Regions from separate parts of the Homo sapiens genome. Here regions 2 and 3 are each linked to region 1. A link is an interaction called in ENCODE POLR2A ChIA-PET data of the cell type or tissue named here. Cell type or tissue: GM12878. All regions are shown on one strand. Links, peaks and the distances in the headings refer to the core of each region. The heading gives the core; the rest is flanking DNA. Region 1 has its middle 47 kb from the start of TMEM263-DT. Region 2 has its middle 27 kb from the start of TCP11L2. Region 3 overlaps C12orf75 (chromosome 12 open reading frame 75).

Region 1 (10,212 bases), core at 3,417-8,416:
CAAGCGGGGCTTTGTCAGAAGAACTGTGGGCTCCGAGGGAGGCCCTGGTCATGGGGTCACCTGCATTTGTGCGAAGCAGCAGGGGTGGGAGATGGGGTTTGAGGCCTGGGCAGACAGGTGCTGTGAATGAGAACCAGGCCCTGCGATGGAGCTGCCAAGGCTGGACTTGGCACAGAGAAGACCACTTCTCAACCAGCATGAATGGGCTGATGCCTTCTGGCAGCTCCTCCACCTCCACCAGGCACCTGCGGGCCGGGGCTTCTTGGCAGGTGAGAAGCAGCGAGGAGAATGGGGCTTTTCTCAGACTGTTCCCTGGAACAACATCTCTTGACATCTGGGGAGATGAGAAGCGGAAAAGACAAGGCATTGCGTGTTCATCTGGGTCCATAAGCGTCTCGGTGGTGGAGAGGCAGAAAGGGAGCTCATGTGGAAGCGCTACTTACCAGCCTTACATCCGGAGCTTAACATATTCCAGACACTGTGAATGAGATTGGCTGATGCTTTGTATCAAATGTAAAGTGGCCTCTTTTTGCACAGCTGGCACTAGAGGCTGATGACCAGGATCCAGAGCTCTCCAGGAGCCTGGCAGGGCCAAGCATGGGGCCTGATTGCGGCTCTGTGGGGGCAGCAGGGACAGTGCCGCCTGCTTAGGTGTCATTGTCAACCAGGACTAGGAGCCTGGGAGTGATGAAATTCCCCTGTCAGGGACAATCGAGCAGGCTTTGCCACCGCCCACCCCTTCTGAGGCCCAGGTCTTAAGTGCAAAGACCACAGATTCCAAACCAGACTCTAGAGCATAAGGTGTTGGTTTGGGAGATGCCTTTTGGATACTAAAATATCAGAAAGTCCAGGATAATTCCATTCCAGGTTTACGTGAACAACAGGAGAGAACACTGTCATAAAGACAGTCCCTGAAAATCAGGGGTTAAAATCAAAGTAACATTTGTCATTTATTGATGTCTTCTCTGTGCTCAATGTTTTACAGACTTCATTTTCTGAGATCTTTAAAACAACCAGGTGACGGAGATGCTGTTATTCCTATTTGGCAGTTGAGAAGATGCTGAAGCTCTGGGAAGTGAAGCTGCTTACTCAAGTTGGTAGAGCCGGGATTCAAACTCTGCTCTGATTTCCAAACCTAAGCGTCTCCCACTAGGCTGTGCTTCCTGTAAATCCAGGAGGCAGCTGGGAGAAAGTGTGGCATGCACATGGCAGAGGTTGTTATTAAAGGAAGACAATGGGGAAGACCCCAGATGCACTGCCACATGACCCAGCCATGCAGACATTCCTGGTGTCTGAGACTTCATAAATGTCATTATTGAAGTTTTCAGGAACGTTTTGAAAAGTGAGCAATAAAAGAACTGGATTTAAGCTGGGCATGGTGGCTCACACCTGTAATCCCAGCACTTTGGGAGGCCGAGGCAGGCAAATCACTTGAGGCCAGGAGTTTGAAACCAGCCTGGGCAATGTGGCGAAATCCCATCTTTACTAAAAATACAAAAATTAGCCAGATGTGGTGGTGCACGCCTGTAATCCCAGCTACTCCAAAACTGAAGCAGGAGAATCACTTGAACCCAAGAGGCAGAGGTTGCAGTGAGCCAAGATTGCGCCACTGCCCTCCAGCCTGGGCGACACAGCAAGACTCCACCTCAAAACAAAACAAAAAGAACTGGATTGATTTATTTCTGTGTTAATCAGGGTTCATGTGATTTTAAGAAGCAAAAACCAGCCAGGCATGGTGGCTTGCTCCTGTAATCCCAGTGCTTTGGGAGGCTGAGGCAGGAGGATCACTTGAGGCCAGGAGTTCAAGACCAGCCTGGGCAACATAGCGAGACCCCGTCTCTACAAAAAATTTAAAACTTCACCAGGTATGGTGGTGTGCACCTGTAGTCCCAGCTACTTGGGAGGCTGAGCAGGACGATCACTTGAGCCCAGGAGTACAAGGCTGCAGTGAGCCGTGATCACACCATTGCACTCCAGCCTGGCAACAGAGTGAGGCACTGTCTCGAAGAAAAAGAAAGGAAAAAAGAAGCAAAAACCTATTCTCCCTATTGAATCAGAAAAGGTCAACGTATGGGAAGAACATGGGGGTGTCCCATGGCCTCCAAGGACAGGAAATGAAGTCAAACTCAAGAAGGAACCAGAACCAGCAACTGCCTGAGCCCCTCCCCCAGCCTGCATTTAGTAGATGGATGCCCAGGCTTTTATGGGGCGACTCTCCAATTCGCTGTTGACTAGGAGGTTTGTGAAATTTCCTACTGGGAGAGAATGGGATTCCCTGGTCTGGCAGTATGGAATCTTAACCGACAATAAGGAAAGTGACGTTTCTGAAACAGAGCTACAGAGTGGATAGCACACAGCTTCTGGAGCCAGATCAGACTTAGGTTTGCAGGCAGACTCTGAGACCCCTAGCTAAGTTATCCTGGGAAAGCTTTATTGCTCTGAGACTTAGTTTCCCTGATTGAAAAATGAGGATCATAAATCCTGCATTGGATGTGTCAAAGCAGCATAGAGCCTGGTACTCAGTAAGTGTCCAGTGTAACTTCCCCCCCATCACTTCCTGAGATGGAGGTGGCATCTGATAGAGAACCCCTCTGAGGTTATCATCACCCAGGAGTTCTCAGTGTGTGACACTGAGAACAGAGGAAACGGGAAGATTCCAACTGTCTCTTGCAATGGTGACATGAACTCTTTAAAAAAAAAAAAACCAAAAAACAAGTTCTGGGCAAGTTTTATTAAACAAAATTTTGTATGGTTTACTTTTCACCAGTCTTCTCTGCCATGCTTCTAATGAACTCAGAATCACCGAGATCAATGATAGACAATGTACAGACTCTAGTATTTTCTGCATGCTGTGCCTAATTCAATATTCTTGCCATTGTAGTGGCAATAATATCGGACACCAGTTTTGGCCAATAGGGCCTAGTACTCTATTTTGGATTTCCTCAAAGCTGGGTAGTTGTTAGCGAGGATGATCAATTTCGTTTTGCCTTGTCTGATCATCTTCAGGGTCAGCTTGTAACCCAGCATGTACTTTCCACTTTTCATAAGGAGCTGGAGTCTACAGTTGATTCAGTCTAGCAACTTTCTCCATCCTCTTTATGGCCACCATATTCCTGCCCTTAGGTCTGGGATGGCCTCTAACCAGGATCAGCTGACAAGATTTCTGGGGAGTGAGGAAGGAAGCGTTAAACTACTCTTTGGGTATTAACACTTGACCGGAATAGAAATCTGTACAATCTTGTCTTCATAAGAATGGTTTTCTTCCCCTGCTTGAAGTCCCAGAGACACTGGCTAGGCTTTGGGGAAAACTAAGAAGAAAATGCCCACCATAGAATTTTCATAGATAGAGCTATAGGAGGAAAAAAGGGAAGTGGTGGGTTTGTGTATTGCTCTAATTAGCAAAATCAGGAAGTAACACAAACCACAAATGTGACCTGCATTTAAAAATCATTTTCTCAGTTGGGCACTGTGACTCACATCTGTAATCTTAGCACTTTGGGAGGCCAAGGTGGGAGGATTGCTTGAGACCAGGGGTTTGAGACCAGCCTGGGCAACCTAGTGAGACCCCAGTCTCCACACACAAAAAAAATTAATCAGGTATGGTGATGCATATCTGTAGTCCTAGCTACTTCGGGAGGCTGAGGCAGGAGGATTGCTTGAGCCTAGGAGTTCAAGGCTGCAGTGAGCTATGATCATGCCACAGTACTCCAGCATGGGTGACAGTGAGACTCTGTCTCTAAAAAATAAAAAAATTATTATCTTCTGATGGCTTTTTCTTTTTTTTATTTTTTAGATGAAGTCTCGCTCTGTCACCGAGACTGGAGTGCAGTGGCGTAATCTCAGCTCACTGCAACCTCTGCCTTCTGGGTTCAAGCGATTCTCCTGCCTCAGCCTCCCGAGTAGCTGGGACTACAGGCACCCGCCACCACGCCCAGCTAATTGTTTGTATTTTTAGTAGAGACAGGGTTTCACCGTGTTAGCCAGGATGGTCTCGATCTCCTGACCTCGTGATCCGCCCACCTCGGCCTCCCAAAGTGCTGGGATTACAGGCGTGAGCCACCGCGCCCGGCTCTGATGACTTTCTTATTTATCATTTTGTGATGCCCAAAGTGTCCCCAAGAATAGGGCTTATTTATTGCCATGCAGAGAGAGGAATCCAGATGTCCTAAAATCCTGGCTCAGTTTCCAGAGTCTGCACTGAGCCCACCTCTTGGGAGACAGATAGACAATATTCTTTCAAAACGAATGAGACGGCATGCCAATTCTGCCCCACTTCCCTGGCTCCCTCCATGAATGGGTCAGCCTGGGCTCTCCAAGCAGCTCCCTTTTCACTCTCAGGCCTTAGAAAGGACCTGATTCCAGGCAGGAAGTCAAACTCCACAGCTCTCTGCTGCCCGTGCATACTACAGCACCCATCAGGAGCATTAGGGTCTGGCCCAAGAGCTGCCACCAAAGACTCTGGTTTCTGTTCCACCTGAGATTGGGTCTGGATACCTCAATGACCAAAACTGGAGACCTCTGGAAAACAGATGAGGGAGGGAGAGGGGACAGGAATAAGAACCTGCATGCACCCGTGTAGTGCAGTGACAGAATCACGGCTCACTGCAGCTTTGACCTCCCAGGCTCAAACAAGCCTCCCACCTCAGCCTCCCAGTGTTGGGATTACAGGCTTGAGCCATGGTTCCCGGCCAGTTTTGTTCTTTTAATAGTTCTTAACCTTTTCTGGGCCATAGATCACTCTAGGATCTTAAGAGGATTCCTAGGAAACATGCCCCAGGAAAAGGCACACGTGCACACAATCTGACAGGCAGCATCAGGATGATCCCTGTAATCCCAGCACTTTGGGAGTCTGAGGCAGGAGGATTACTGGAGCCCAGGATTTTGAGACCGGCCTGGACAACGTAGTGAAACCCTGTCCCTACAAAAAAATACAAAAAATAGTCAGGCGTGGTGACACGTGCCTGTAATCTCAGCTACTTGGGAGACTGAGGTGGAAGGTTGCAGTGAGCTGTGATCATGCCACTGCACTATAGCCTGGGTGAAAGAAAGAGAGAGAGAGAGACAGAGACAGAGAGAGAGGGGGGAAGGACGGAAGGAAGGAAGGAAAGGGGGGAAAGAAGGGGAAAGAAAGAAAGGGAAAGAAAGAGGAAGAAAGAGGACAAATTTAAAAATTGACATAGTTTAACTGAGCAAAGAAGGATTTGTGAATTGGGCAGCCCCTCAATGAGAGGGTCCAGCTAGTCATGTGGTATAAGAAGATTTATGGACAGAAAAAGGAAAATGACCTACAGAAGGTGGAATGGAGGTGCAGAAACAGCCCACGTGGTTACGACATGCATTCGCCTGATTTAAACATGATTTGAACAGTTGGCCACCTGTGATTGGCAGAAACTCAATGACTGGCACAAGAGGAGGTTACAGTCTGTTCACACATCCAGTTAGGTTACAGTTCACTAGGTAAGAGAAACCTTTAGGCCGAACTTAAAATATGTAAGGAGGCAGTTTTAGGCTAAACTTAATTTAACAGAACCATCACTAGAACCCATTCAACTGCCTTAAGGGAGACAAAAAAAAAAAAAAAAAAAAAAAGAATGGTACTACCGCTGGGTGTCCTGGAAAGTTCAGCGCTGCAATTACTCGCTTCAGAGCCACACAGTCTTTGCTCCCTGTCCCACTCTGTCTGTGCTACTTCCCTGTCTGGGCCACCTCAGCTGAGGCTGGGGTGGATGGGCACAGACATTACCAAGAAGGTTCTGAGAGTGGGTGTGAGGGGACAGCTCTCAGGGAGGCAGGTGTAGGCTGGGCAGGTACTCAACACAGTGTCTGCCGCACCTAGGAAAAGGAGGAGCACTAGAAGAAGAGTCCAGAAAGCCTGGGATTTGAGGAGGTTTCCTTCCCCAGAGGCCCTCTGAGCTGGGGTTTTCCCAGTAGATTCCTAGTCCTCTTTCTCAGGTCATTCCAGCTCGTTAAAGATTCAAATGAAGGTCTGGAAGCCCAGGGTGACTGTTCCAGAGCTCACAAATGCTCAGGCTGGTTCCCACGTGCTCGTCCCCCAGACCCCCACCTCCAGGAACTCATTGGCGTATGCCTTCCTTCCGCGGCAGCTCCTTTTCCTCTTTGTGCCCCCTCACTGGGGCTGGAGGGCTGGGTTCTGATTCAGGTAGGAGAAGAGGCATGTTGAAACATTTGCATGCAAGACAGACGTACAACATTGTAGGGAGAGCAAACAATTCACTGAGTCTATCTCTGGCCCTCTGCTGGTGAGATATGTGATCTTGGAGAAGCCTCAGTTTTCTCTTCTGTAAATTAGGGGCAGTAATTTTTTCTTAGGGAACCCTCCCTCCTGGCTGGGCATGGTGGCTTACTCCTGTAATCCCAGCACTTTGGGAGGCCGAGGCAAGTGGATCACCTGAGGTCAGGAGTTTGAGACCAGCCTAACCAACATGGTGAAACCCCATCTGTACTAAAAATACAAAAAAATTAGCTGGGTGTGGTGGTGCATGCCTGTAATCCCAGCTACTCAGGAGGCTGAGGCTGGAGAATTGCTTGAACCAGGAAGCGGAGATTGCAGTGAGCCAAGATCATGCCATTGTACTCCAGCCTGGGCAATAAGAACTAAACTCCATCTCAAAAAAAAAAAAAAAAAAAAATAAGTCTTCCTCCCGTCACCCACCTTGCTAGTTTTTGCTCTATTCTAAAGCTCATTCAAGTATCAGCTCCTCTAGGAAAGCATCCTTGTCACTCTTTTCTCACCTTCCAAAGCTAGGTTAGGTGCCATCTGTCCCTTTTTCCCCATAGCATCTCATGCTTATCTCTAATCTGAGCAGCCCCAATCAGGCTGGGTTGTGACAGCAGGATCGCTGGTGTGTTTCTGCCACATGACTGGAAGGAAATAGAACAAATAGAACAGGAGTTGAGAAATAACCTCATTGTTGCGCAGAGATTGTGGAGGTTGTTTCTGCAGCATGTCCTAGCCTATCCTGACTGATTCATCCTTAGCATTTCTTGCATGGAAGTGAAGAGTCTCAGTCTATCTCCTGAGGTTGTTATGAGAATGAAATGATAATGCCTCTAACTCTAGCACTGTTAGTAGTTTTTCATAAATTTTAAAGATGATGTGACCAACATGGGAGGAAGTCAAATGTTCTCATTAATAGCATGGACGCTGGAACCTGGCTACCTAAGTTCGAACCCCTGCTCTGCCATTAATCCGTCAGTGTAGGAATAAAAATAGAATCTAGCTATTGTGTGAAGATTAAATGAGGTAACATATGTGAAGTGCTGGTGCTTGGAATTCCTGGGTGTCTGTGTGGTTGGGGATGGTGGGTGGTGGTGGAAGCTGGGGCTGACAAGGTAAGCAGAGGCAGGTATAGCCTTGGATTACAGAGATGGAGGCAGATCCAGGTTTGGGAGGCCTGATGCTTCTGTAGTTCTTGGTTCTCTAAGAAAAGAATACAAAACTATGAATGCCAAGTTAGACGTGAAAGTGAATGCTTACATACAAATTTTATGAAGTTGTCCAGTACCACGAACATCACAAGATTCAGAAAAACACCTAATATTTTTTATTAATAATTTGAAATATTCTATTATGATCATTTTCCTACTATATTTGGCTGCATAATCTTTAATCACCTTGCTATAGTCTAAATGTTGGTGTCCTCGCAACATTTCTATGTTGGAACCTAATTTCTAATGTAATAGTATTAAGAGATGGGGTTTTTGGGAAGTGATTCAATCACGATACCCCACCCACAGGAATGGGACTCATGCCCTTATAAAAGTGGCTCGAGGGAGCTCATTTGTCCCTGCCGCCACGTAAGAACCCAGCAAGAGGGTGCCATCTTTGACTCAGAGAGCAAGCCCTCACCAGACACTGAGTTGGTTGGCACCTTAATCTTGAACTTCCCAGCCTCCAAAACTGTGTGCAATACATTTCTATTGTTTATAAAATACCCAGCCTAAGGTATTCTGTTATAGTAACCCGAATGGACCAAGACACATCTTTGTATAAACAAGGATTTTGTTACATTTTCCATAGAGAAAATAGAAAGATAATCAGCCTCTCTCTCCTAGTGTGGTTGATCATAATTTGTTTTTATATGGAGGCCGGGTGCAGTGGCTCATGCCTGTAATCCCAGCACTTTGGGAGGCCAAGGCAGGTGGATCACCTGAGGTCAGGAGTTCGAGACGAGCCTTGCCAACATGGCGAAACCCCGTCTCTACTAAAAATACAAAAATTAGCTGGGTGAGGTGGTGTATGCCTGTAATCTCAGCTACTTGGGAGGCTGAGGCAGGAGAATCGCTTGAACCTGGGAGGCAGAGGCTGCAGTGAGCCAAGATGACACCACTGCACTCCAGCCTGAGCAACAGAGACTCTGTCTCAAATAATAATAATAAATAAAAATAAAAACATAATTTGTTTTTATATGGAGAGTTTGGAATTCTTTGTTTCAGCTCCGTAACAAATGTCACATGTAAGGGATATAAGTTTTTTTAAGATTGTTGTCAAATTTGAGGAAGTATCAAATTCCTATCGTGAATGAACTATAAGTTTTCAGGGCAGTTGAAGTTTTCTCGCACAGTGAATGCTTAATGCACAGTGACTCATTAAATTGATAACACCCATAACCAGTAAGTCCTCAGTGTCTTCTCCATAATGTGGGTCAGGTGTTTGATATTATCTTCATAGTTGTTAGTATTCCTTAGCAAATCATTGAGCAAGTTTAAATCTATTCCTAGTGGGTCCCTGTAATTCACTCTTATCATTAGATTATCAAGCAATCCAAAAGCCTGACTATTGTTGTTATTTAAAATGTGTCTCTTATTCTCAATTAATTATGTTTTAGTATTACCTGAAATTGATTTTGTTATGCTCCTCAGTGTCAGAATAATTTTCTTTGGCTTTATTGCTCATCTTTATTTCTTTTTGTTTCATGTACCATTTTTTTACTATATGAATTTTTCTAGAGGATTTCAAAAATATATTTAAAGACGCAAAAAATAAAAGATGCCCTTCATATATATCCACATCAGGAGACTGCAAATTTCTCACCTGTTTTACTGAAAAGTCCCCAAAGCATCTTTCCAAAGTGTGATTAAAATGGAGCATTTCCAACTCAATCTCCCCTTAGCAAGACCCCAAAATGCCCTGAGCCAGGACACTGTCACCTGATGGAAGAGAAATTTGATAAAGGAAAGTTAGAATGAAAAGAAACAGTGATCTTAATAGATGGCCACTAAAATGTCTTAATTTTTCAAACTGTGCAAAAATATATGATCATGTGAACCTTTTGCCAGGGTCTCTCCCAGGGCCTTAAAAGGTCTCACAAGCTTAATCATTGAGTTAGGCACTGAACTGTGGCCTGAGAATTCTTAGAAATTCATTTGTACTCTGTATGAAGCTATTAACTTCTATTGCTGTTATGAAAATTAATCAGACCTGGTTTTTCCCTTCAAGTGCCTTTCAGGGAACACGAGGTATACATAGAAAGTATTAAAAAATAGCTTATTGGCAACTATTTTCTGTTATATATGTATATTTATAAAAAACTACTTGGAGGTAATTTTAGAGTCATATGCAGTTGTAAGAAATAAAGCAAATGAAACACCGTGCAAGGTTATATTACATTATCACCATCAGGAAATTAACATTGATACAACCCGCCAAATTTATGCAGATGTCACAGTTTTACATACACTTGTGAGTGTATTTAGTTTTGTACAATTTTATCACATATCCATGAGTTGCTTTATTAAAGTAACTTTTAATGCTTAATTTTAAAAAAACCCCTTCAGAATAATAAGCGTTTGAAATGTAACTGAATAAAGATGCTTATAATCTTGCATTTAAGATTTGGATTTTATTCTGAAGGCGGGAAAGGGCCACTACAATGGTTAGAATGTACATTTTCTGAAAGCTCAATGTGGACATGGTGGAGGATGGTCTGGCTGGAGCAGGCTACCCATCCGACAGGGGCTGTTCACCCCCGAGGGTCTTAGACTCTCAGGGTTGCTCTCCGCAGAGTGCTACCTGCCGAGACTCCTTGCCCAGCAGCCACTCACTCAGACCCCGCCTACTCCCTGGGCCCCGCCCACCCCCACGCCGGGCCCAGCTGCTCCTCGCTACGGCCCCGCCCTCCCCAGTTCCCTGAACACAAACCTCGCTGAACCTTTCCTGAGTGCGGAGCCCTGAGAATCCAGTGGTGAGCA
Region 2 (10,212 bases), core at 1,808-6,807, 630 kb after region 1:
CTTTTACTTATCAGCTGTGCAATCTTCGGCAAATTCATTTTTGAAATCATCAAGAAGCAAGGCCAAAAATAGTACACATTGAATGGTTCTATTTATATATAATTCTAGAAAATGCAAGAGCTTCTTCCATTTTCTTCTTTTAGAAATCTGACATATCATTTACTGCATAGGTTCATTTTGAGGTTTAAATTGATATTATATTTAACCAGTCAGCGCAACAACTAGCATGTAGTATGTACTCTACAAATATTAGAGCTTCTATGACAAGACAGTTTGATTGTCTTGGCAACCAAATTGCTGCATGCTCAAAATTCAAGCTAGTCGGTGAAATACAGCACAGTCACAGTATTTTGTAAAGGAACTGTTGAAACCGTTGTCAAGGCAGGCAACATCCTTTGTGATAACAGAGATCTCTCCCTTACCCCATTTATTTTTAAAGACTCTGAAAGAAAAGCTCTGGTTTGCGTTTGGTTTTGAGGAAACAAACAAACAAACAAACAAAAACAGGTACAGGAAACTTAGGTTGAAATGGACTTTTTGAGCATCTAGCACATATTGGCTTTCTTTGTAGAACCCTCAGTATCTTCTGTTGCTCAAGCCACCAAATGATCTTGCAGATGCTCATGGTACCCTGCAGGATGGTTCAGAGGTAGTACAGAGCTACTGTTTTACATGTTTCAAATTGGAGTTATTGTCAAGTTAGTGTTATTTGGGATAGTGTCATTCATAAATGCTGTATATTACATAATGCAGTGGAAGAATCATGGCAGTAACAGGGGCAGGAGGCAGAGAAATTCTAGGGGGACAGGGGTGGGTCCCCAGTGAAACCTCACCTTCAAGCCAAAAAAACAGCCTGAAACCCATGGCCCAGAGTGAGAACTTCTATTCCTGTTTGTCTGCTCTTTCCCAATTGGTTCTTTCTGAATAATGCCTTTTAACCAATCAAATGTTGCCTTTTCCAGTACTACCTATGGCCTGTCTCACCCCCATCCTGTGCCTATAAAAACCCCAGATTCAGCCACAATGACAGAGACAACCTGACTTTGGGGAAGAGACGACTTGACTTCGGGGAAGATAAGCTGATCTTCTCATCCCCTCTCCAGCTCTCTCTCTGCTGAGAGCTGTTTTTGTTGCTCAATAAAATTCTCCGCTGTCATTACCCTTCAATTGTCAGCGTGACCTCGTTTTTCTTGGATGCTAGACAAGAGCTCAGGACCCACCAAGTGCAGGTACCCAGAAAGGCGGTCACAGTGGCCCTTTGCCCTCACTGGCGGAGGGCAGCCACCCCATGAGATGGGGCCAGGGGCCGACTGAGCTGCTAACATGCCACCATCTGTCAGGCTGTGGATGGCATAATTAAAAGAGCTAATTATCCCACTAACACCCACTCTGGGGCTTTGGGGTTGCAGGCATCCCAGCCTGGGCACCACCACATTTCCCTTGGGGTGACATGCCTGGTCTGGGCACAGGCCCCGCACAGAGCTTGCTCCTGTGTTGGTGCTCAGAGTGGCTGGCTGAACCCCACACTCACTCACTCATGTGCTTCCTCCTGCAAGGGGCTGAGCGTGGTGGGCTGAGTAGACGGGGTGCCCCTTGCTTCTAGTCCAGCAAAGGAGCCGAGAAGAATCCTTCATCAGCAGCTACACCCAAAATGAAGCTTTTGAAAGGGAGACATGAGGAACACCAGCTGAACACATGGCTAAAGAAAGGGAATCAAGACAGCTGCATGTCAGGCCCTTGAATTTCTAAGGGGTCCCAATCTACAGGCTGTCCCATCCCCTCGAGCCCCATGGTTATTTGCCCCTGTCTCTATTATAGCATCAATGACCTGGCATGAGGGTTGCTTGTTCCATAAGCTGCGAGTTCCTAAGGAACTTAAGGTTTAAGTTCTTAAGGATTGTTGCTTGCGTGTTTTTCACTTTTCTATATGACTAGCATCTGGCACAAAGCAAATGCTCAATAAAGTTTATATATTTAAATATAACAGAAAAGGATAAAAAATGTTTGCTATCCACAAACAGCTGCCTTGTAAGAAGAGTATGTTCTGCATCAATAAAAAGTCTTTTTATTCAACGGGGCACCTGGGAGCATTAGGAGCTGAGTCTAGAGGTTGGGGCTTGCATGAGTGGAGAGAATTTGGAGTTCAAGTATAGCAGACCATGGGGAGGGAGGGTCAGTGGGGATCCAGTGAGACACTACATAGAGCAAAGCGGCCATAATACATCTTCAGGGCCTGGTGGCCAAAGAGTTTTATTTTGTTTCATTTCGTTTTTACAAGGATGTGTCAAAGTTCATGTTGAAGTTCTTTGAATTTCAGCAGAGTAAACCTCTCCTTGGGGCTCCAATAACTTCAGTAAATTCTGCACATTTGAATTACTTTGTAAGTGTGGGCTTTCCATAGAAACCAAAGAAGGGGTTGAGTTTTCATCTGGGTCAGAGACAGAAAGGTGAGACTTTTCATGAATGAAGTAGCTTGGTAGAGTGTTAGGAGTTGGAGGCAGAAGAGGCTATAACAAAATAAACTTAAGAAAGCAAACTCCTGGGGTATTTGGGGGAAATCTTGGGTAAGGCATTTAAACATCCCCCTAGGACATGAATTTGTAAGTTTCTACCTCATTTTATGTATGATGTAGTGAGACTGCAGCTGACATCTAGTATACAGCAGGAAGGAAAGTGGGTAAAAAAATGTAGAAAGAATACAGTGAGGGGAAGATGTCCTTCCCACTGTTGATGAAAAGAGCCAGACATCGTAAAATATTTGAAGAGGTTTATTCTGATCCAAATATGAGGCCCATGGCCCATGACACAGCCTCAGGAGATCCTGAGAATATGTGCCAAAGATGATTGGGTTACAGCTTGGTTTTATACATTTTTAGAGAGACAGAAGTTACAGGCAAAGCCATAAATCAATATATGTAAGGTATACATTGGTTGAGCCTGGAAAGGCAGGACATCTTGAAGATCTTGAAAGTGGGGTGACTTCCAGATCATAGATAGATTAAAGATTTTCTGATTGGCAATTGGTTGAAAGAATTAAACTATGCCTGAAGAGTTGAAGTTGGCATAAAGAAATGCTTGCGTTAAGATAAGGGGAGTGGTGGAAGCCAAATTCTTGTCATGTAGATGAAACCTCTAAGTAACAGGTTTCAGAAATAACAGATGATAAATGTCTCTTATTAGACCTTACAAGGTGTCAGATTCTCAAGTAAAGAACTAGTAAGGGAAGGAGATTCTCTGCAGAATGCAAATTTCTCCTACTGGAGATTGCTTCTCAGGGCCATTCCAAAATATGACAAGGAATATATTGTGGGGTAAAATACTTTAATTTCCTTCAGGGCCTGCTATCTGTCATGTGATGCTATCTATACCAGAGTCAGGTTGGAGCTGGGTATCTTGTTCCTACAAAGAGTTTGTTGAGTTTGTTGGGTATCTTGTTCCTACCAAGAGATCAGTCTTATGATCTCTGTTTTAATGTTAATGCTGGTCGGTTGGGCCTAAACTCCAAAGAGAGGAGGGTACAGCAGGCATGTCTGACTCCACCTTCTTGTCATGGCCTCAACTAGTTTTTCAGGTTTCTTTGGGATCCCCCTCGCCAACAGAGGTTCCATTCAGTCAGTTGGGAAACCCTCAGGCTTTCTGGTTATTTGATAGCCTAAATCCTATATAAAAGAAAAGAGAGCCAACAACATAGGACAATGTAATAATGAATGAAGGGAACAAACAGTAGCACAAAAGTTTAGGGAGGGGAGCAGAAGTTCTCACCTAAGAACTAGCCTTGAAGGATGGATCTACTGCTTAAGTTTATTTTTTCTTTAAGATGTAATTCTTTATATGTAAAGTCATATGTAAATTGCTTATCTATTTTTTTTCTCTTGTTGGGAGGGATGGGTGGATAGTAGGCTTTGGTTCTGAAGTCAGACAGATCAGCTGTTAAATCCTGGCTCCTCTACCTATCAGCTGTGTGATTTTAGCCAAGTTACTTAAGCTCACTGAGCCTCATTTGTAAACTGGAGATAATAAAAGTACCCAACTCATAGGGTTGTTATGAGAGTAACTTTTTTTTTTTTTTTAGAGAGGGCTTCTCACTCTATTGCCCAGGCTGATGTGCAGTAGCCATTCACTGGTGAGATCATCACGCGCTACAGCATCAAACTCCTGGCCTCAAGTGATCCCCCTGCCTCAGCCTCCGAAGTAGCTGGGATTACAGGTATGTGCCATTGTGCCCAGCTTGCTGGGAGAGTTAAACAAAATAATCTATGAAAAGTGCCTAGCATAGGACCTGGCACATAGTACATGCTCGGTAAAATAGTATCCATTTTTATGTAAGTTTATTGAACACCACTTGCAAAACATGGAGAAAAGCAGAACTGAAAACCATCAATAGTTCTACCACCCAAAGAAGAAAACCACAGTTAACATTTTTGAGTATGTTTTTCCAGTTTTCAGTCAATGCCTAGTTTGCCTTTCTTTCCTTTTTGTGTTGCCTGTCATTCTGAATACAAAATTTAAATCCTAATTTTTATTTAGATAGCATAAGAATTTTTCCATCCTATTATAACCTTTACAAAACATTTTTCATGACTGCAATGCATTACATTGAGTTAATATATTGTAATTTACTGAATCATTCTCCTATTGTTAGACCTTTGTGTGGATTCCAGTTTTTTTTTCCTTGTCTAAAAAGCTCAGTAATAAGCCAGTCTGTGCATAAATGTTTTCCTTTATTTTGTATTATTTCTTTAGAAATGATTTCCAGAAATGAAGAAGTATGGGCAATTTTAATGTTCCTAGTGTTGCCAAAATAATTCCGAAGGCACGTGGAGAAGGAGCTTTTATCTCCAATTGCTTCTCTGAGCCCCTTCTTTCTTTCCTCGTTTCCAAGTGAAGGAAGAGGAAGAGGAGGAATATGATTGACCAGAGGCCCAGGCGCTTGTTGGGTTACCTTTACCGTGGGCGGGGTCACTGGGCAGAAAGAAGTCTGGAGACGGATACAGTGTCTCCTTTCTCTGCCAATCTGTTGAGTGCATTCCCAGATGAAAACTGACCCAGAACATGGACCCTTAAAGGAAGCCTGGGCCTTTCCTTGGCTCTCTTTTCTCCCATGCAGCAAGCGGGTCTGACTCCTGCCCGGGTAGATCCTTGCTAAGCTCAGAGGCAAATGCATTTTCTGCTGAGGTCTCTTTCTCTGTGGCTTCGTCGCATACAGCTCTGATAGATGTGCACCGTGTCATCTTTCTCTGCAAAATGGCCCACCCAAGATTCAGGTTGGGGAGAAGTTGAACCTTTACGTGTCTAGCCTTGGCTGTGCAGAACAGTTTCACACACCAGAATTCTGCTTTGGGGTTTGGGGCCTAAAGCCCAGCTAACAATAAGACTCTTTCTGGGTGTCACCTCCCTTCGGGACTGCCTGGGGGAAGTTTCTTCATTTGTGGAAGCTAGTGATAATGAAAGTCTCAGGTGGGATTTAGGTGTTCTCAGGATCTCTGGCTGCATTGTCCAAAATACTCTGGATTGTCGGTGACAGAACTGCAGCCCAGTTACCTCAAGGAAAGTTGGTAAATGTTTAACAACTGGCTTGCCAGGAAAAAAAAAAAAGAAAAAAAAAAAGGCCTGATTTGTAGTGCTTAGTGTTTGCAGAGTTCCATGGGCTGGAAACTCCCATCGGTAGACTGAGAGTAAATACTTCCGCCAGGGCTGATTTCAAGCTCCCAACCATTTAACAACCAGTTTACAAAATTCCTGAACATTTAACAATAGGCTGTTGCAAGCCAGAGAATCCCACTCTAGCACACTAAATGAAAAATGTAAAAAAGAGCAAAATGATTCACTCACTTCTGCAACATGTGGGAAGAGCAGGGACACAGAACGTGACCTCAGGAAGGAAGAGAACCAGGGAAACGAAGGCCAATAGGGTTCTCTCTGCAAACCAACCTAGTTTTTCCCAACTACAGATCCACTCTCTCTGTGTTTCAAGAGACGTCATGCCAGCAGCTGCCAGAGTTACAGCCTCACCAATTCCCAACCAGAGAAGAAGGAGGGCTTCGGTGCTGGTTTGAAAAATCCCAGTGCCAGGTTGGCCAGTCTTTAATTGTGTACTCTCCCCTGGGGTCAGAGGGTAGGTGCACTGCCTGAGGATCATGGGGTCTGTCAGGAGGTGGGGAGGGAGGGTTGCTGGCCAGGAAAAAAAAACCACTAATCCCATTACAGTGACCATCTCAATGCCATCAGAACCTCGTTCCCATTTCTGCTAGTCTCCAGAGTGGCCGAATCAAGGATAGCATGAAGAAGCTGTTTCACCCGTGTTTTGGCATTATATTTTATAGTTTTCTTTTCTTTTTTTTTTTGGGATAGTCTCACTCTGTCACCCAGGCTGGAGTGCCGCGGTGAGATCATAGCTCACTATAGCCTTGAACTCCTGGGCTCAAACCGTTCTCCCACCCAGGCCTCCCAAAGTGCTGGGATTACAGGAGTTTTCTTTATTGTGTTTGATCTCAGCTAATTTCACAGGCAAAAATAATAATCTATTGATATTTTAAGTACTTCTCTCTTTCCTTTTCTTTTCTTTCCTTTTCCTTTCCTTCCTTCCTTCCTTCCTTCCTTCCTTCCTTCCTTTCTTTTTTTGATGGAGTCTCACTCTGTTGCCCAGGGTAGCGTGCAGTAGCGTGATCTCTGCTCACTGCAATGTCTGCATCCCAGGTTCAAGTGATTCTCCTGCCTTAGACTCCTGAGTAGTTGGTACTACAGGCGCGCGCCAACATGCCTGGCTAATTTTTGTATTTTTTTGCATAGAGATGGGATTTCACCATGTTGGCTAGGCTGGTCTTGAATTCCTGGCCTCAAGTGATGCGCCCACCTCAGCCTCCCAAAGTGCTGGGATTACAGGCATGAGGGAGCCATCATGTCCGGCCTATTTCCACTTCTTACGTCACAAGTGAGGTTAGCAATATGTTCCTAAATGTGAAGTAATTGTATTTCCTCTTTTGTGAATGTTTGGATCTTTTGTTCATTTACCTTATGGATAAGTTATTTTTAAATCTCTTTATTCAACAAATATTTACTCATTTGTTGTTATAGGCCAAGCATTTATAGATGCAGAAAATATAATAGTAAACAAGGCAGACAGCATTCCCATCTTTAGAGTACTTACCCTCTATTGGTATGGCCTGTTTAGAAAACAATACACTAAGTCTTGCTTGTCATACTCACAATGAATATTTTTCCTATAAGCTGTTTTTATTCTTCCATACAGTTGTTTTACATTTTTATGTGGTTGAATCTGGCCTACTTTCCCCTTTTACACAAGCTTTTTCTTCCATGCTTAGAAATTTCATTTCCTCAGCAAAATTTTAAGATATGATTCATTTTCATTATTTCTGATTTTCCTAGTCATGAAACTTTGTATGCAATTATTTAATTTATTTATAATTTATCATAGTGTGTGGGGTGAGCTGAGCGTCTACACTGGTTATTTTTTCCAAACATTGAACACTTACTGAACTGTACCTTTTTTCATTGATTTGAATAGATGACAATAGGCAGAACATTGATCAGTGGAGAGGTGAGATGAAGGTTGTTGAAGGGCAATTGGAGTTGCTCAGTTTAGGTAATTTGGTAAGGGAAATGGCAAGGAAATTTGTACATACAAGGCATTAATGCAGGCAGAGTTTGTCTGGAATAAAAGGTCCATATATTGTAGTGATTCTTAACCAAGGATGGACAAACCTGTTGACTAGGGAGCTCTAAAGACATACTCACGCCTGGGCTGTACCATTAGGAGGTTTAATGTACAGCTGGAACTCATTTATTTATCTTTTTGAAGCAGGGTCTCACTCTGACACTCAGGCTGGAGTACAGTGGCATGATTACTGTTCACTGCAGCTTCAACTTCCCAGGCTCAGGTGATTCTCCTACCTCAGCCTCCCTAGTAGCTGTGACTACAGGTGTGTGACCCACCACGCCCAGCTAATTTTTTTGTATTGCTTGTAGAGATAGGGTTTTGCCATGTTGTTCAGGCTGGTCTCGAATTCCTGGGCTCAAGTGATCCTCCTGCCTCAGACTCCCAAAGTGCTGGGATTACAGGTGTGAGCCACCACTGCTGGCCAACTCATCCGTTATTTATTTTATTATTATTATTTTTATTTTATTTATTTATTTTTAGACAGAGTCTCGCTCTGTCGCCCAGGCTGGAGCACAACTAATGTGGGAAATTGTGGCAGATAAAGCTGGTCTGGTAAGTAGGGAGCAGATTGAGAGAGATGGCAATGCCAAGCTGAATCTAGTTGTGGGTTCAGGAAGCCTCTGAGGGCACAGCTGAAAGAGCATGGACTTTGGACTCAAGCAGATAGAGGTTTTGATACTATTTTTACTGATTTCAGGCTATGTTTTCCAGTTTGCAGGTCCTCTCTCAGAGTCTTGCTTTTTTTTTCTTTCTTTTTTTCACCTCGAACAAAATTAATAATATCTACTTAATAGGCTGTGATGAGTCAATGGGAAGTCAAGTATAAAATACCTGGCTCAGCACCTTATGCGTAAATGAATTCTGCCTTCTTCCTCTTGAATGAGCCTTTGGCCTATGCCAGGCCTGCCTCATGGTTGCCTTTGGGATGAACTAATGTAAGACATTTCCGGAGAAAACATGCAAATACATGTCAAGATGATAAATGGAAAGAGATCCAAGTTGTCCTTTAATCCCAGAGGTTTCCAAAACCTTCAAAGAGGTTGTACTTTTTAGGAGAGGAACTCTTCTTCCTTAGAGAAATGGAGAGAAGCTTTGAATTTCCCAAAGGCCTTGCCTTCATAGCTTGACAAAGGCAAAACTTGGCTCCACTACAAGCCACCTCAGCTCAGTTGCAGAGATAATCCTTGCCCCTGGGCAGCTTAGCCTGGGAACCAAGGTCAGCTGTTATGAAAATAACACAGCCATAGTCATTTTTATAAAAGAAAATTCCTCATTCAAATCTGTTTACAGAGCAAAGAATCTCCTTTCTTGAAGATGGAAAATACCATTCCTTCTCAGAAGATCCACCCTCCTTAACTTTGTATCATTGATATTCATTCAGTGATTTGACAAATATTTATTGATATCACTTCTGTTTGACAACTACTTTGGAACTGGCCTCTCTCTACAGTAATAATTTTAAACCAATTTTCCACGCCTCCTTGTATTATAAATTGACACCAAATATTTATTTTGGGATTGGGTACTAATCAGCATTCCTTGGAGGTCACCCAACCAAGAGGTAATGTGACTGGAAGAAAGGGAGAAAGGTTTAAAATCAGACACACATAGTCTCAAACCTTGACTCTCGATGGGGACAAGCCATGTGACTTTAGGCTAATCGTGAAGACACTCTGACCCAGCTTTATTTTTCTCTAAAATGAGAATAATGTCTTTCTCACTCTAAAGCCAGTTTTCTCTTCTTCAGAGTGGCATTCAGTTGGGTGGAGAGGAGGAAAGAGCTCATTCATCCCAGAAGATGGGAACTGGTGAGGTACCAGAGGGACAGAAAGAGACCAACCAGCTTGCCCAATAAGCGGGGAGGGAGGTGTGTTTGGGAACAATGAGAAGTTACATTGGAACAGTGGAAGAAGAGCGCTTCTGCTTGATACACAGATCACAAAAGCACCCCTGGGTGATGGTGGGGCTTCAGCTGCAGAGGATGAACACATTGAGACAACTTGCAGCTGAACTGAAAGCCTCCTGAGAATGGAGGGTTCTTTTTTGCTCTGCTTTTACTGGACTCAGAGAAATAGATCAAGAGAGGATGGCTTTGTGTGTGTGTGTGTGTGTGTGTGTGTGTGTGTGTGTGTGTGATGGAATTTTGCTCTTGTGGCCCACGCTGGAGTGGAATGGCATGATCTCAGCTCACTGCAACCTCAGCCTCCTGGGTTCAAGTGATTCTCCAGCCTCAGCCTCCCCAGTAGCTGGGATTACAGGCTCCCACCACCACGCCTGGCTAATTTTTTGTAGTTTTAGTAGAGACGGGGTTTCACCATGTTGGCCAGGCTTGTCTCGAACTCCTGACCTCAGGTCATCCACTCGCCTCAGCCTCCCAAAGTGCTGGGATTACAGGCATGAGCCACCATGCCCTGCCGATGGCACTTTTTTCACTTGAAGAAAGAACGAGGAGACCTAGGCTTATTGAATCAAGAGGGTCTTAAGTTAGATAGTAATACTGACTTCCTCACTGTGAGAAAAGTACAGGATTATGT
Region 3 (10,212 bases), core at 1-5,000, 1.6 Mb after region 1:
CACAAAAATCAGCTGGGCGTGGTGACATGCGCTTGTAATCCCAGCTACTTGGGAGGCTGAGGCAGGAGAATCACTTGAACCCAGGAGGCAGAGGTTGCAGTGAGCTGAGATAGTGCCACTGCACTCCAGCCTGGGCAAGAGAGCAAAACTCTGAAAAAAAAAAAGAAAAAGAAAAAGAAAAAGAAATTCGTGAAAACCACCCATCCAACCTCTCACCTCATATTTTGCTGACTTCCTCTATCCCAACAACTTCTGTGCTGCTCCGCTAACATACTCCGATGGCTGCTCCATGGAGTATAGTTCCTGGAACTATTTTACCACATTTTAGAGTAGAAAATCCCACTCCCTAGGGAGGAAAAAAAAATCCTCCTTTCGATAGTCCCATCATTCCCAAGAAGGCTGCTTTCTTATTGCAACATCAGCTCCAGTTCATCCATCCCTCCCCGTCCTCCCTATCCATCAGCCCCTCGTGTTTCCCTTCCCTCTCTCCCTAGCACATGTCTTGCAGTCAAGTATTTCTGCAGCACTTGCTGGTCACCACCTATTCCTCTCCATCCCTGGATGAATCCGTCCATCTGCTCTCTCTCTTCCTGCTCCTATTTCACAGGGTCCGACCTAAGGAAAATCTCATCATGGCTACCAATGGGAATATATGATTTCTAACCACAGCAAGGCCCTCAATATGCTGGGTCTTCTGCCATCAAGTATTCATGTCAGAGGCCCTGCCAAATTTTTTCAACAACATTTTAAACTAACTAATAATTCTAGCTGTCATTCACCGGGGGCAACAAGCATAATGCCAAGTATTTTCCTAGGATATTAAATATACTGTATTTGTAATCTGTCCCTCCAGCAGCTACTTCAGCTCTCTGTGCTCCCCACCTCCTCACTTGTAAAATGAAACATCATTATTCTGTCCATCAGATTATCATGGGTATGGAAGGAGATAACGTACAGAAAATGCTGGAAATCAGTGTATGGTGCACAGTCCTCAGTAAAGATTAGCTACTACTGTAAGAATGATGATGATGAAGATGATCACCCTGCACAGTTATTATATTATCCCAATTTCACAGATAATTATACTAAGGACACAATGTAACACAGCTAGCAAATGGTGAAGGGGATTTTAAACACAAGTCCCTCTGCTTCCAAAATGCAGGCTTTTTCAATGCTACTTCAACCCCATCCTCTTCACCCTCAGAAGACAGCGTTACCTTCTACTACATGGATGAGAAAAGAGCCCATCAGATACCCTAAGGTCTGTATCTATGAGGAGCAGAGAGGGCTCAGCTGACATGGGTGCATTAGACATGGTAAATTTATAAAGGATCCCAAGAAACTCAACATAAAAGATTTATCATTTCTTTTTTCCAAACACAAAAACAAAAACAAATTGCCAATGGGTTTTATGTCATTTCATTCCAAAATATTTTTCCCTGTATTTGCTACCTTCCATAATAATAAAATAGCTTTACCAAGGAAAGAATCTCAGTAAGATTCACTTTACATGTTTTAAGTGAAAGAAGTATTTGAATTACATTGTTTACATTGAGTAGCTATGGTTTTTTATTTTCAACAGCAAACATTATATTTGAGTCAACTTATTTAATACTGTTTCTTATTTGAAACGTAGTCATAATATTCTTATAAATATTGCTTAAGCTTTAAATCAAGACTTCTTTAAGAACACGAAAATTGATCTACAAAAAAAAATGCTTTCAATTAAATTCCAATTGTTTCGGTTTGCCCACTTACAATTTCTCCCCTTTTTTTTGGTAACGGCATCCCAATTTTTCCGTGGGGAATCACCCCTCTTCTGCTCTTTGGCCATATGGTAAGGTGGGGCTGATGATACTGATTGGCTCCAGTGGTGAGCACATGACTGCAGCCTGGCCAATGAGCACCCCACATTCTCCTGGCCCACTGACTGATTCCGAGATAGGAACATGACCCCAACGGGCCAAGAGAGCCCAGCCCTAGGACTTTTGATCAAACTACAAGGAAAAAGAAGCTGCTTTTTTCCACAGGAATTAGGAAGCTGATAAGATATAAACTGGTCCTGTTTGTCACCACTTGAGGAAAGCTGCCTAAGAATGAAGACGAAAGCAGAGAAGAGAATTTCTTCCTGTTGTTTGATCACCTGGATCCAGCTGTGACTACAGCCAAGTCCCTGGAGCTTTTCCACTCCACATGCCAATAAATTCCTTTGTGTTTGTTTGTTTAGGCCAGTTTAAACTGGGCTTCTGCCATTTCCTACCAAAAATATCCCAACGCAGCCTATTTGTGCCAAATAGCTGAGAATCTGCCACACTAAAATAAGAACATGGTTGATGTTGGCAGGTTTGTGAAAGCGGCCGAATGTCATTACCTTGAATTCACTGTTTTGTTTGTTTTGTTCAGTGTGTTACTGCACTGTGATTTAATTTCAAAGAGACAGAAAGAGAGGGAAAAATAGGCTTGTTTTCTGATACACATGTAGGCTTTTTCTTATGGTGATTAAGTTTCTAGACATTGTCAACCATGCTTTCAAGTGTTGAAGGTTAACCTAGCTAGGTTTTGAGTTCTCTAGCCTGTCATAGGATTTACATGCATCGTTATTCTCTCCACCACCAGAGAGAAACCCCCTCCCCAAACCACCATCAGCTTTTCTTACTCGCCTGGTTCCTGTCTTTTAGCCTACAGCAATATCCATGCCTCCTCCATGCCAAAAAATAATTTTTAAAAAAAGACAAAAGGAAAAACAAACTTCAATACACAAAATCAACCATACTCACAACTGGGCAGAAACAACCAAAAAACACTTGAAGAAAAGTGTAAAATGTTCATAATGATTGTCTCTGGTGGTAGAATAATAACTGAATTTTTCTCTTAAAAAATACTTTCCTGTACTTTCCAAATTTCCTTGGTATTCTTTTTCTAATACAGTATATTCTGAAAATTTGCCTCCTCTTAAAGCCACCAACATCCCTCCATTCCTTACCGCCAAACAGCATAAAAACCAAAGACCCACATCACTCTCTCCACTTCCTTGCACCTGGCTCACTTCCACTTTGACTTGGTTATCATTCACCCTGCTCAACTGAAACTACAGTCCCCAGGGTGACCAATGTGGCCATCATGACACACGCAATGACTTCTCTTCCTCCTTCAGCCCCCCATGACCTCTTTGGACTATCAGCCATCGCTTCCCTTGGCTCAAGTTTGACTGCAGCATTATCCTCAGAGTTTCCTTTCCTTTCCTTCCCCGTTCAGTCATTAAACAAATCTTATTAATTACATTTTCTAATGCATCTTGTTTGTATCACCTCTTCTCCTTTCCCTCTGCTATCTGACCCTCTTGTAGCCTCACTTCCATTATTCCTCTGTGCCTGCACCCTCCCTCATCCCATGTGTCACACTGCTTTGGGAGTTACTGCCCTAAAACTCAAACATAATCATTTAATTCCTCCACCTTAAAATCTCTATCAGCCCTTGAATGCATAAAAAAAAACAAGCACGATTATTGGCCTTGCACCCAAGGCCCTTCACAAGCCAGCCCTGCCCATCAACCTCATCTTTCACTTCTGCCCAGACTGTACCACAGGCACAGGCTCCAGGGGACACCACCTGGCTGGCTGGTCCCAGACCTACTGTCCTCTGGCACTCCCATGCCTTTTTTCATGCTTGTCCTCTGCCATGGGTTGCCATTTTTCTCCTTTTCTGCATGAACTCTTGTTCATCCTTCAATTCCAAGACCAGCATTAAATTCTGAACACTGGAATAATTAGCACTTACCACACTGTATTTTGGTCCCTAGTAGACAGTGAACTACTTCAGGACAGATACATCATTTTATTTATTATTATATACTGACTTCTCACCTATAGAAAACAGCAAATAAATAAGAAAAACGAGTAGTAAAAATTGCAGACCTTTCCTAGAGAATTGATTTTTTAAATATATAGTATTTCTGGCTTCCAAAAATAACAACCATTTTCCCACAAAGACTTTCCTGTGGTCTGCATAATATTGTGTTTGCCCTATTCTAAGTTCTTTACTCTCAGTACTTATTCTACTATTTTGGCCAATCCTTCTGGTTTGGGAATCAGTCTGTTTAGATTTTAAAAAAAAATTTTAATGTGCATAATAAAAAAATTAAGTGTCATCTTAATTTCTTAGCTCGTCATTCATTCATGGCATCACCTAATATTACAGTCAAGATTTATAAATCTATAGCTTCCACTTAAAAAATTGAACGTGCCTGAATATACCTTTTGTGTAAGGAAAAGTAATATTATAATGTTCTTTAACTTTTTCCAGGTAAATCCACTGCATTTGTTTTTAAAAGGTCATTTATTTAATAAATTACTTTATTTTAAAGTTATAGGACATAGAATGAGGTATAGTCAAGGGAAATCTGAAGAATTCAGGATTCTAAATAGTGAAATAGTTAAGTAGTTAAATGGCATCTCGCATCCTGGAACGGTTAATTCTGTTGACAAAATCATCACTAAATTTTATTAGAAAAAGAAAGATGTCATGAAATCACTCTGTCCTTGAAAAGCAATGATGGAACTGATTCAACAACTATTTATTCAACACAAACTATGATCAAAGCATGACATGAATAACTCTAGAGCACAATAAAATGGGTAAGGTATTGCCCCACTCTCAATCCTCAAGGGAAAAAAGACAAGAACATGAAGAACTACGATATAAACCCAACACGATGCCCCACAAGAAAGGTCCAAAATGCTGTGAAGGTTCTGAGGAGAAAGACACACTATGCAGCTCAGAGAGCCAGGAAATACTTCTCACAAAGGATAACACACATGCCCTACAGAACAGATGTCATTTCTATAAACAGAAAGGGAAAGGGAAAGGGCCACTCCAGGCAGTGGGCACAGCAAAACACAAGGACAGGAGCAAGAAGCATGAGGTCGCAGAAGCCCCTGAGAACAGTGGCCTGAAGAAGCTCTGCACAGCCCTCCCAGCCCTGGGCTCTGCTCACTCTCCACTGTAGCATCTCCTCCCACGCCATGCGAGCCAGTCGGTTTGAGGCTAAAACATAAATGCTCTTCCTATTCCTAATAAATCCTGGGTTCAGTCCAGAGGACGATGGGAATAATTGAAAGGTTTTGAGCAGAGGTCCTATGCAAGTGCAGGGCAGTGCTTGAGGAAAATTAATCTGGCAACACATATAGAAATTGAAGGGAGAGACTGAAGGAGAAACCAAAATATTGCAATAATAGGAATACGGTCAGGGTGCAGTATTCACTGTTGCTAAATGTTTACGTAATAAACTCCAACACAGCAAACAGGAGCTAGAAGCCATCAATTACTGCTTCCTTTGTATCTAAAGTCCTAATTTTAAAATGCATATTTAAATATTTAATTCCCAGAAAGCTTTACAATCCCATTCTCATCTTCTCTAAATTCTTTGTAATAAGAAATAAGAAAGTCTGACTCTTTTTTTTCTTTTTTTTGAGACAGAGTCTGGCTCTGTCACCCAGGCTGGAGTGCAGTGGTGTGATCTCGGCTCACTGCAACCTCCACCTTCCCAGTTCAAGCAATCCTCCTGCCTCAGCCTCCCAAGTAGCTGGGATTACAGGGGCCCACCACCATGCCTGGCTAATTTTTTGTATTTTTAGTAGAGACAGGGTTTCACCATGTTGGCCAGGTTGGTCTTGAACTCCTGACCTCAAGTGATCCACCCGCCTCAGCCTCCCAAAGTGCTGGGATTACAGGCATGCGCCACCATACCTGGCCCTATTTTTGGTATTTGACCATTGAAGGCTTTTGAGCCCCATCACTCCCCTTTTGCCCCACATCTGTGTAAGCCAATAAGAAAGTGGGGGCACTTCTTCCCTGTGCCAGCAGGAAGATCAAACCTCTGCCCATTCATAAGTAGCCTCACCCCAGCCCACTCTCCAACCAAAATAAAAACTAGACCCGTTTGGATGGCTGCCCTGCTCTCCCCAGAAAGCCTCATGTGAGCAATACATCTTTCCACACCCTCCTGAGATGTGGTGAATCAGTCTTGACACCCAACCCAGTTTTGGGTGGGAGAGTTGATCCCACCCTTCACTGGGTAACCAGAAATACTCTTAAAGAGTGAACTGCTGTAGTGTCCTTGCTATAGCTAGATTAGAGGCAGGAGGATGCAGAGAGAAGGGGCATGGAAATCCTGAATGCTCCTGAGCTCCAGATCTCTCCACAGGGAGATGCCCATTATTAAATGCCCTGTGCTCTAAAGATAGCTCAATGGTGACTATGTTGAATGGCCCTATATATTCATTCGAATATCTAGTTATCAACTTTAAAACAATTCAATGTACACTTGGTAACTGCTTGGCCCCAGCCTTTCCTCCCCAGCTAACTCTAAAACACTGCGTAGTCATAGGAGCTACATGCTTATTTCTCCTATAATCACTTGCTTTTAACTAAAAGAAAAAAAAAATCTCTATACCAGTTGGGATGGAAAACACAATTCAACATTTCCCCTTCTTAAGATCCTGAGTTAAAGTGCCCAGGCAACTGAAAAGCTAATGAAAAGCACAAAGAACCCTCTCTGAATAGCACTTTAGTTACAACGATCATCTTGACATGTGCATTATACACAAAGTATTTCCATGTCTTTTCAGCCATACCCACAGAGATCTAAAGGTCATAATCATGAAAAACAGCAACTTCCTCAGAAAGACAGCTTATAAAATCATTAATATTCAATACTTACACATCTTTGGCTGCTCCTGCAGGGCCTAGAGAAAAAAAGAAGATAGGTTTGTATTGGTGTGATAGTATTGCTACAAAAATGTTGTCTAATACCTAATTAAAATACAGTAATATTCCTGAAGAGAAAATGGGTTTAAAAAAATTTTCAAAAACAGAGAAAGGAGGGCAAAAAAATCATAAAATTCAAATCTTTTTTTTTTTTTTTTTTTGTTTCAGATACAGTCTCACTTCGTTGCCCAAGCTGGAGTGCAGTGATGCAATCTCGGCTCACTGCAACCTCTGCCTCCTGGGCTCAAGTGATCCTCACACCTCAGCCTCCTGAGTAGCTCGGAATACAGGTGCATACCACCATGCCTGGTTAATTTTTGTATTTTTTCTTGAGATGGGGTTTCACCATGTTGCCCAGGCTGCTCTCCAACTCCTGGGCTTAAGCAATCCTCCCACCTTGATTGCCCAAAGTGCTAGGATTACAGGCATGAGCCACTGCACCGGGCCTCAAATTCCAATCTTAAATTTCAAATTTAGTTTAAGTTTCAAATCTTAGCTTTGGAATCTATTCCACCCATCTTTAACAGTTCCTGTAAATTACAAGGTGCCAGTTCTGAAAAAGATTTTACAGATCACATTAATCCAACCTCACATTTTATGAATTTTAAAACTGGTAGACTTCGAGAAACATTTTCTTTTTTAAGCCATACACCTTTTAAGTTGGTGTCTGCACGGCAGGTTAAGTCAAACTGTGCGCTAATGCAAGCAATGGACTAAATTAATTAGGAAGCCTCAAACACACCAGCCTAGCTCCAAAAAGAGTCACATGCATCTCTAACTCTGCTCCCATTGGCTTCCCATCTGTGATGGTTAATACTGAGCGTCTACTTGATTGAACTGAAGAATGCAAAGTATTATTCCTGGCTGTGTCTGTGAGGGTGCTGACAAAGGAGATTAACATTTGAGTCAGTGGACTGGGAGAGGCAGACCCACACTTAATCTGGGTGGGCCCCATCTAATCAGCTATCAGCACAGCTAGAATAAAGCAGGCAGAAGAAGGTGGAAAGAGCAGACTTGCTGAGCTTTCTGGCCTTCATCTGTCTCCCATGCTGGATGCTTCCTGCCCTCGAATATCGGACTCCATGTTCTTCAGCTTTCAGACTCTTGGACTTAGACCAGTAGTTTGCCAGGGGCTCATGGGCCTTCAGCTATAGACTGAAGACTGCACTGTTGACTTCCCTACTTTTGAGGTTCTGGGACTCGGACTGGCTTCCTTGCCCCTCAGCTTGCAGACGGCCTATTGTGAAACTTCACCTAATGATCATGTGAGTCAGTCCTCCTTAATAAATTCCCCTTCATACATTCATCTATCCTATTAGTTCTCTCCCTCTGGAGAACCCTAATACACCACCCATGTGACAAAAACAGCTCATCTCTTCTGGTCTCCATCCCCATTACTTCTCGCAGATTCTCTGCCCACATTTCCTCCTCCCAATATCTTTATCTGGGAGGCACAGGACTTGGTTCCAACTCCTACAAGATATATGGTATTAAGCATCCTTTAACCTCTTAAAACCTCACCTCCCTTATGTCAAATGAGGGTAAAAGGTATCTTTCTCAAAGGTTATTGTGAAGATTTAAAAAGACAATGTGTAAAAAGACAATGTAAACACTTAACACAAAGCTGGCACATAAAAATAGCAAACTAAGTTATTATTAGACGTCACACTTAATATTTCAATTTCGATATATATTAAATAGAAATTAAAATAACTTCTGCACAAGTCACAGAGGTGTAAAAATAAAGGAAGATGTGCTACAAAGTAAGTAAATAAGTCTGTGGGTAAAGTTATTGCCAAATTGCAAGAACAATCAAACAATGATATTCATTTTGCATCTGTAATACTGCAAATTAAAAGCTGATCCTAAAGATAATTGAGGCTATGTCTCAAACGAATTCTTTTAAGGCTTTGACTAAACCTAAACTTTGTAATAATCTTAGTTCCTTTCTTCAGGGAAGAACATTTCTGTGCCACCATTACTGTTAAAATGATACATTATGTAAACTACTTTAGAATCAGAGATTATTAAACCAAAAGATCCTAAACTTAAAAAAAAATCTTAACACAGGAAAAACTGCCAACAGTAGAGTGTTTTTGATAGAAAAAAATTAACAAAAATTAGTGCCACCATACACCCGTGAAAATGAACGTTTTATTTTAGAGTCAAGCATGAGAATCTAGAAGAAAATCTGTGTAAATCAAAAAGTATTGAGATAGGTCTCAATCAATTTAGAAGTTTATTTTGCCAAGGTTAAGGAATGCCTGTGATACAGCCTCAGAAGGTCTGGAGAACACGTGTCCAAGGTGCTCAGGCTACAACTTGGTTTCATACGTTATGGGGAGACATAAGAGGCCAATCAATACCTGTACGATGTACACTGGTTTGGTCCGGGACAACTCAAAAGTGGTGGGGGTGTGGGGGGTTGTTTCCAGGTGATAGGTGGATTCCAAGATTTCCTGATTGGCAATTGGTTGAAAGAGTTTATTTAAAGATCTGGAATCAATTGATTCCTGGAATTGTCTTGAGTTAAGATAAGGGATTTTGGAGACCCAAGGTTTTATTTTGCAGATGAAGCTTCTTTAAATGTTTCTTATCAGACTTAAAAAAGTGCTAGGCCGGGCACGGTGGCTCACGCCTGTAATTCCAGCACTTTGGGTGGCCGAGGTGGGTGGATCACCTGAGGTCAGGAGTTTGAGACCAGCCTGGCCAACATGGTGAAACCCTATCTCTACTAAAAAAAAAATACAAAAATTAGCCAGGTGTGGTGGTGGGCGCCTATAATCCCAGCTACTTGGGAGGCTGAGGCAGAATTGCTTGAACCCAGGAGGCAAAGGTTGCATTGAGTTGAGATTGCACCACTGCACTCCAGCCTGGGCAACAGAGCAAGACTCTGTCTCAAAAAAAAAAAAAAAAAAAAGGCCAGACACTAATTCAAGATCAGGAAAAAGACCTGGAAAAGGAAGAGAATTTATCTACAGAATACAGATTTCCCCCCACAAACGACAGCTTTGCTTGACATTTCAAAATTTATGTCAAAGAAATATATTTTGGGGTAAAATACTTTGACTTCTTTTTTTTTTATATTTGTTTTTGGAGTCTTATGCTGCCACCCAGGCTGGAGTGTAGTGGTGCCATCTTGGCTCACTGCAACCTCCGCCTCCTGGGTTCAAGCTATTTTCTTGCCTCAGCCTCCTGAGTAGCTGGGATTACAGGCGTGCACCACCACGCCTGGCTTATTTTTGTATTTTTTAATAGAGACAGGGTTTCACCATGTTGCCGAGGCTGGTCTCAAACTCCTGAGCAGAGGCAATCCAATCACCTCAGCTTCCCAAAGTGTTAGGGTTACAGACATGAGCCACCACACCTGGCCTGACTTCTTTCAGAGCCTGCTGTCATGTTGGTATCTTACTGCTACAAAGAGTCTGCTTTGTCAGTCTTAAGGTC

Evidence for each region. ChIA-PET counts read pairs that join two places held together with the same protein. Peaks named below come from ENCODE experiments on the same cell type or tissue, not always from the same donor. Only the 100,000 strongest peaks of a DNase experiment are listed, where the experiment ranks them.
Region 2: POLR2A ChIA-PET joins it to region 1 with 6 read pairs; 1 of 35 experiments calls an interaction of 5 or more read pairs at or near these places.
Region 3: POLR2A ChIA-PET joins it to region 1 with 5 read pairs; 1 of 35 experiments calls an interaction of 5 or more read pairs at or near these places.

What each region holds. Positions count from the first base shown.
Region 1 is chr12:106,903,654-106,913,865 of GRCh38, reverse strand. It overlaps the pseudogene RPL30P12. Among named protein-coding and RNA genes, the nearest start is that of TMEM263-DT, 47 kb to the left of the region's middle. In GM12878, for the core only: a CTCF peak has its summit at 6,252 (motif pointing left); a DNase peak (open chromatin) is centred at 6,240; H3K27me3 peaks cover 136 bases.
Region 2 is chr12:106,270,410-106,280,621 of GRCh38, reverse strand. No RefSeq gene overlaps it. Among named protein-coding and RNA genes, the nearest start is that of TCP11L2, 27 kb to the left of the region's middle. In GM12878, for the core only: no CTCF peak of the experiment used is centred there; a DNase peak (open chromatin) is centred at 4,341; H3K4me3 peaks cover 771 bases.
Region 3 is chr12:105,345,133-105,355,344 of GRCh38, reverse strand. It overlaps C12orf75 (chromosome 12 open reading frame 75), which reads right to left. Exons shown (of 6, transcript NM_001145199.2): 2 at 6,719-6,743. Among named protein-coding and RNA genes, the nearest start is that of C12orf75, 20 kb to the right of the region's middle. In GM12878, for the core only: no CTCF peak of the experiment used is centred there; a DNase peak (open chromatin) is centred at 3,064; H3K4me3 peaks cover 442 bases; H3K27ac peaks cover 1,697 bases.